2 separate regions of the Homo sapiens genome follow, and region 2 is linked to region 1. A link is a loop called in an ENCODE intact Hi-C map of the cell type or tissue named here. Cell type or tissue: transverse colon. All regions are shown on one strand. Links, peaks and the distances in the headings refer to the core of each region. The heading gives the core; the rest is flanking DNA.

Region 1 (2,913 bases), core at 187-2,686:
TCTTTGAAAAACAGGGATAGACACACACATACATCCATTCACTGCGTGTGGACAACATGGAACTGTTTGTGTTGTTATAATGTAAACTTTCCTCATCTTCCACCCATCTCCCTCAAAAAAGTTTACTTTAAAAGGGTTTGTTTGAGCAAGGAAGGGGCTGGGTCACCAGCCTAAGGAAGGCAATGGGGCAGAGGCCAGGTAAACTGGATGGAATCAGGGGAACATAGCGCCAGGTTGTCCTAAGAACCAAAGGCTCCCAGAAACCCTGGCCCGGGCTTCCCACTTGACAAGAACTGCAAGTCCACTAACCTGAACCAGTATCTGAGCCCAGGTGAGGCCTGGGGTCTGCCCCACATACACCCCAGGATCATGAGGCTTCGTGACAGCAGGCCCAGTGACATCTACACCACACATGCACAGCATGGCCCTTCCTGAGCCACTTGGGCCACACAGCCAGGATTCGGTCGCTGCTCTGGGCCAAGCATCACACAGAAGGCGAGAGCCTTTTTGTCTGTCTTTATTTACAGCAAAGTACATAATATGTGGTCACTTTGTAACCACTAACAATAAAGGTAGGGTGGTAAAAAGAAAAGGGAGAGGAGCAAGCATCTTAAAAGGGGGGAAAAAAAAGCCTAAGTCTGTATTTAGCTACTCACCCTGCTCCTGAGGCAGGACTGGGTAGGCACTCCCTGCCTCTAAGACCACAGCCAAGCTGACCTGGAATGCCAGTCCCCGGTATGAGGAAGGCAGCAGAACGCCCAGAGACAAAAGATTAAAGGGGACTGAGCTCTGGATGCATCCACTTATGCTTTGCCAGACAGTTCCCTTCCTTGTTTTGTTTGAATGCTTCCCCCACCCCGCCCTGAGCAAAGTGTAAAGGGCAACGGTGGTACAGAAGTACAGGCAGTCCCTTCCAGAAGCAGTCCTGAACCGCATAACCCACCTACCTAGCTGCTCCTCAGCCTGCCGAGTTCTTGGCCCTGGAATCTTTAACAGGCACATAGGAGATTCCAGGGCAGGGGAAAATATTTCCCTGCAAGAGGCTACTTCCCTCCAACAGCTGTGAGGGCCAGTGCAGGTCAAGGTTGCTAAATCAAGGAAAGTGCACAAGGGCAAGAGAGGTCATATACAAACCAACCAGGCTTCCGGCCCTCCTGCTGCCCGACTGCTCCGAGGTGTACACAAGCCTCCAGCCCGACCCAGCGGCCTAATGAAACTCTGGCAACCTATCCTGGGCGTGGCCACAAGTATCCAGCTCCAAGCCCAAGTGAGGCGGGGAGTCAACTTCCCCATGATTGCCAAGTGGCCAAGACCAGAAGCAGGGATGATTAGGCTAGTTCTGCGGCAAGGTGAACTGGAGACCCTGTCTCTGCCCTCCTTCCCTGGCCTGTCCCACAGACATCCCGTTGTTTAACCCACTGCCTTTGCAAGGACCTGCTCTGTCCACTCCAAATCAAAGGATACTTGCATCCTTCTTACACAGACTCCCATCTCTCTGCTCATAGTGGTCCCAGGCTGCCCGAGAAAAAGAAACTTGGGTCAGTAGAAGGCTCATTAGTGTGAAGGAGTGAGAGGCCAGGCCTTCCTGTGACATAATGCTTCTATGCTTGTTTCCTAAACACTTGGTCCACACACAATACCTGGGCAGGAAGAGAGAACCAAGCACCACTGGATGGCTCTGGAGCCAGGGGACTTCTATGCACATACAACCAACATCACCCCACTCTGCTCATCTGTGCCTCCACCCTGAACAGCAGAGTACCTAGATGGCAAATGTCATGGTTTCTGGTCCACTAATTCTACTCCTGACTCTCCATGGAATCAGAGACCCAGAGGCTCTTAAAAAACTAAGACCATTGTTTGTTCCATAGAAAGCTCAAGTTCAGATACAGAGTTGGCCAAATGCTGGGCTGCCACGGAGGGGTAGAGCCTTCCATCCCTTCCTTGTTCCAGAAACAGTGTGTCACAGACCCCAGCAGACACTGTTCATTGTCCCCAGCCAAGCCACCAAGAATTGGTGATCATTTGACAAGGGGCAGGGCAGCCCTTATAGCTGTTTCCAAGCTAGGAGTGGGCTATTCAGAGATATTGGAGGCTTGGTCCCAACACCACAGGTAGATGAGGAAGCAGCTAGGTAAAGGCTCAGAGATGAGAGGAGTCCATCTTCCAAGGCAGTGGGATAAACAGCCAAGGCACTAAATGGTTTGGCACCTGGGAGCTTCAAGTAAAGTTGAGCATGCTGCCCACTGAAAAGCCAAGGCTCTCCCAGACACGGGTGGGCTTCACCTGAGCACAGCCCAGTGCCATCAAGGCCAGGGGCCCTGTGTCCTCAGGATACTAACCCAGGCCTGCATTCCCTGCTTCATCTCAGAACTGATCAAGGCATGACTACAAGGATAATGATTGATCCTGAACTGATCTTGGTGAGCACCGGCTTTCAAAGGAGGCATCTTGGGAGCCTTCCCTTGCTCCAAGTAGGCGGCTGCTGTGACTGGGAGCTCCCTTCAGAGCCTGCACGGTCTCCTGAAAGTCTCCGGGTGGCAAGCTCTGCTGGGGACCAGGTTTGACTTTTTAAAATAGCAAAACAGATTTAGAGTCAAACTGAGCCCAGAAACGGGGAATCAGACTGGATGGTGCTGAGTCTGGGGGAAAATCTGGTGTGACCAGGTAATAATGGAGACCAATTTACCTGAATGGCTCGAACAGGCTCTGAGAGCAATGGGAAGAAAAGGTTCTCCAAAATGTTTCTGGCAATGGCAGCCACAGTGGGATAGCTAAGGGCACAGTCCACCAAGCACTAGGGTGGTCAACAATGAAATGAACATCTCTGGCTCTTCTGCAGTCAGAAACTGAGGCTCGGGACTCTATAATCAGAACTCCTTCAGGCTCACTTGGGCTCCCCTCCACCCAGAA
Region 2 (2,913 bases), core at 231-2,730, 790 kb after region 1:
GTTGACTGTTGGGACACAAGGTTAGAGTATCTGGGCATGTAGATGTGATCCATTTTTTCTCTTATTTAGTGGCAGAACGGTCCCGAGTTGCAAAGGGCTTCTTCTGTGCACAGAATCTGTCAGTGAGGCATTTTGGCTGAGGGTCACTCTAGCACAGGAACAGATGACAGGACGGCAGGCAGTCTGTCCCCTTCTAGGGAATAAGGCAAGGATTCCTTTAACACAATGTGACAACTAATCTCTCTATAGCATCTGACTGAGAGGTTTTAATTACTACTGTGATATACGCACGTGATTTCTTTACACACATGCACAGCCGGGCTTCTATGTGTTTCTTTATTATTTTGCAGAGCATATATCAGCACAGAGTGGGTTTATCCTGAATCATTCTCCTTCTTTCCTCCTTGTCTCTGCCTTTCTTTCTTTCCTTCTTTGTTTTCCCCCTCCTTTCATTTCTTCTTAATTTGTTAGAAAGGGCTTATTGATTTTATGCTTTGAACATAAGGCTGGGTCCTTCAGCTCTCCTTCCCCTCTCAGAAACAGCAGTAAACCCTGTGGTCACAGGGATTGGAGGTGTTTTCACAGCCTTGCTGGCATTCAGATAAAGACCTCTTTGGGAAAGAGTGTGTGTGTTGGTATGAAATAGCATTGTGCAAGAATGGCAAGAATCACAAAAGTGAATTTGCAAAGAACACTCAAATCAGTTTCTTCTTGCCAAATAATTAAACTGTGACCCAGTTCTGAGCCTGTGTCATCATAATATTGACTATCTGTATCATTAGCTATGTAAAAATATATGAGTCTCTTATATTGTAGAGTATCTTGACTCTACAATGACAAGTGTCTGAATATTTGGAAGCATCAAAACATTTTACTTAGATTATTTGCTTATATTCAAATATGAGGTGACTCATGTGATCAGTTTGAAAGAGTATTTGAAAAATCCACTTGTAAATCTCTCCAATGCTAGGCAAAACAATATTGCAAAAGATGCCAAGAAAAAGTTCTAGCAAATGGAAATACTGATCAAGCATTGTTTGATCACCAAGGTCTTCCTTGATGAAGAATTTCCCAGCAATTAAATATGTATACATGGGCATCTGTTTAATTTAAAAAGAAAGAATATGAATGAAAGAGAAGGAATCTGAAATCATTAGTATGATGACACCCTGTCAGAGTGAGGTCAATACTCAGTTTTTTTTTAATTGCATACTCTGATAATGCCAAGCTTCAGGAGGGTAATTCTCTTCCCAAGTTTTATATTACCCCAAGTGCTAAAAGAATGTTGAGGGTTCATAACCCTCCCTCCTCAATTTCAGTCCTTACCAGGCACAAAACTAGAGCACTTTGAGAGATGAATTGATGACACTGAACCTGCTATTAAAAGTTTTAGTGGAGGGGAGACTTCATCACCCCTGATCCCAACTCCAGAAAAATCCTATGAGTTAATGTCATTCACCATCTAGACGTACTTCCTTCTGAGCACTCCAACAATTTTCATCTTCTGCACCTCCTAAGTCTCTAGCATCTCACCCTCTGTTCCCTGCTATGCTGCCCTTATCCTTCTGCAGCATGTCTTGCTTTGGCCTGATAATGCAACAGTTTCCACAGCTCCTGCACATGGCTCAAACCATGGCTTGCTGACCTCATCTAGCCCTTGGTTTGACTGGGCTCCACAGGGTTTTAGCTCTACCAATCTTTCAGGGTCAATTCCATTATAAGATGTTTCCCTTCTACCAAGTATCTGACCAAGAATTGGATGGTTTTTCTGTAATCCAAATCTGCCCTGCACTTCTTCATTTCTAAACTTTTGTTTGCTTTTCCATCCTCTTGGAATGCCCTTTCATCTTTAGTACTGTCTCCAACCTGTCAAAATTTTACTTATTTCTAAAGATTCAGCCTAAATGTCTTGTTTTCTGGAGGGCCTCTCCTCTAAGCCTCCATAGCACTTTGGTTGCAACTCTTAGGAGCTCTATCACACTCTTCATGGAGTAGGAGGAGGAGCCTTGGTGGGAGTCAGGAGGACAATGCAAGCTTCAGCTCTGTGACTGAAACGGCATGTGGCCTTAAATGCATTCTGCAGTCTCCTTAAGCCTCTGTTTCCTCATGTGTCAACATGATGGCTTAAATTGCATGGCCTCTAAGAAGCCTCTGATTAAAGCCCAGTGATTCTATGATTATAGTTTCAGAGTCTACATGTTAATTCTCCTACAAAGCTGCTAAGTTCTTGAGGGCATGACTGATACCTTATTCACCTAAATATTCTCTTTCTTCTTAGTGTAGTGGGTACCCTATAAATGCTTGTTAAAGAATGGATGAAACAATATCTCTTGCTGCAATTTTACCTCACTTTTTGTTTGTTTTCAGAAGATATGGAAAAGAGATGATGTGCACTGTTTATTTAATAACTACTTATTACCTCCTTGTGTTCATATACAGTGCTTGTTTTGGCTAACCAGTTACATGCTGGACAGCAAATTTGGATTAAAATAAAGGTGGCTTTCCCATCCTTCTTTGTTTGATTGTCATTGTGTGTGTGTGTGTGTGTGTGTGCATATGGATTTTTGTTTTCCTAAATAAATTGTATGAGAAAATCATCAATTTACTTGAGTGGATATATTTCAACTTTCTGTCTCTGTCACAAAATAAGGCAGGCTTTCTATTTTTGAAGAGAAGCCCAGTGCCTCTATTTAACTTCCCTCTCTGTGTTGGTTAACTGTATGGAGTAGGTGATCAGCCATGTGATATGATTTCAAAAATAGGAGTGGGGCTGCCATCTGCCTAGCCATTGGTTGTCAAGAAAGAATTACTCTTTTGGTTCCAGAAGGCTTTGCATTTCCAAGGTAGCCTGGTAAATTAGTATATCTCAAACTATTATTGATGATCCTTTAGGCCAGCAACATCTACCCAAAG

Evidence for each region. Peaks named below come from ENCODE experiments on the same cell type or tissue, not always from the same donor. Only the 100,000 strongest peaks of a DNase experiment are listed, where the experiment ranks them.
Region 2: it touches region 1 in a loop (15-fold over the local background); 2 of 110 quality-filtered maps call a loop at or near these places.

The regions. Positions count from the first base shown.
Region 1 is chr1:165,909,207-165,912,119 of GRCh38, reverse strand. It overlaps UCK2 (uridine-cytidine kinase 2), which reads right to left. Exons shown (of 7, transcript NM_012474.5): 7 at 502-2,913. Among named protein-coding and RNA genes, the nearest start is that of MIR3658, 2.7 kb to the right of the region's middle. RefSeq lists a silencer at 1-208. In transverse colon, for the core only: no CTCF peak of the experiment used is centred there; DNase peaks (open chromatin) are centred at 869 and 1,229; H3K4me3 peaks cover 1,279 bases; H3K27ac peaks cover 2,065 bases.
Region 2 is chr1:165,121,268-165,124,180 of GRCh38, reverse strand. No RefSeq gene overlaps it. Among named protein-coding and RNA genes, the nearest start is that of LMX1A-AS2, 81 kb to the left of the region's middle. In transverse colon, for the core only: no CTCF peak of the experiment used is centred there; no DNase peak of the experiment used is centred there; H3K27me3 peaks cover 668 bases.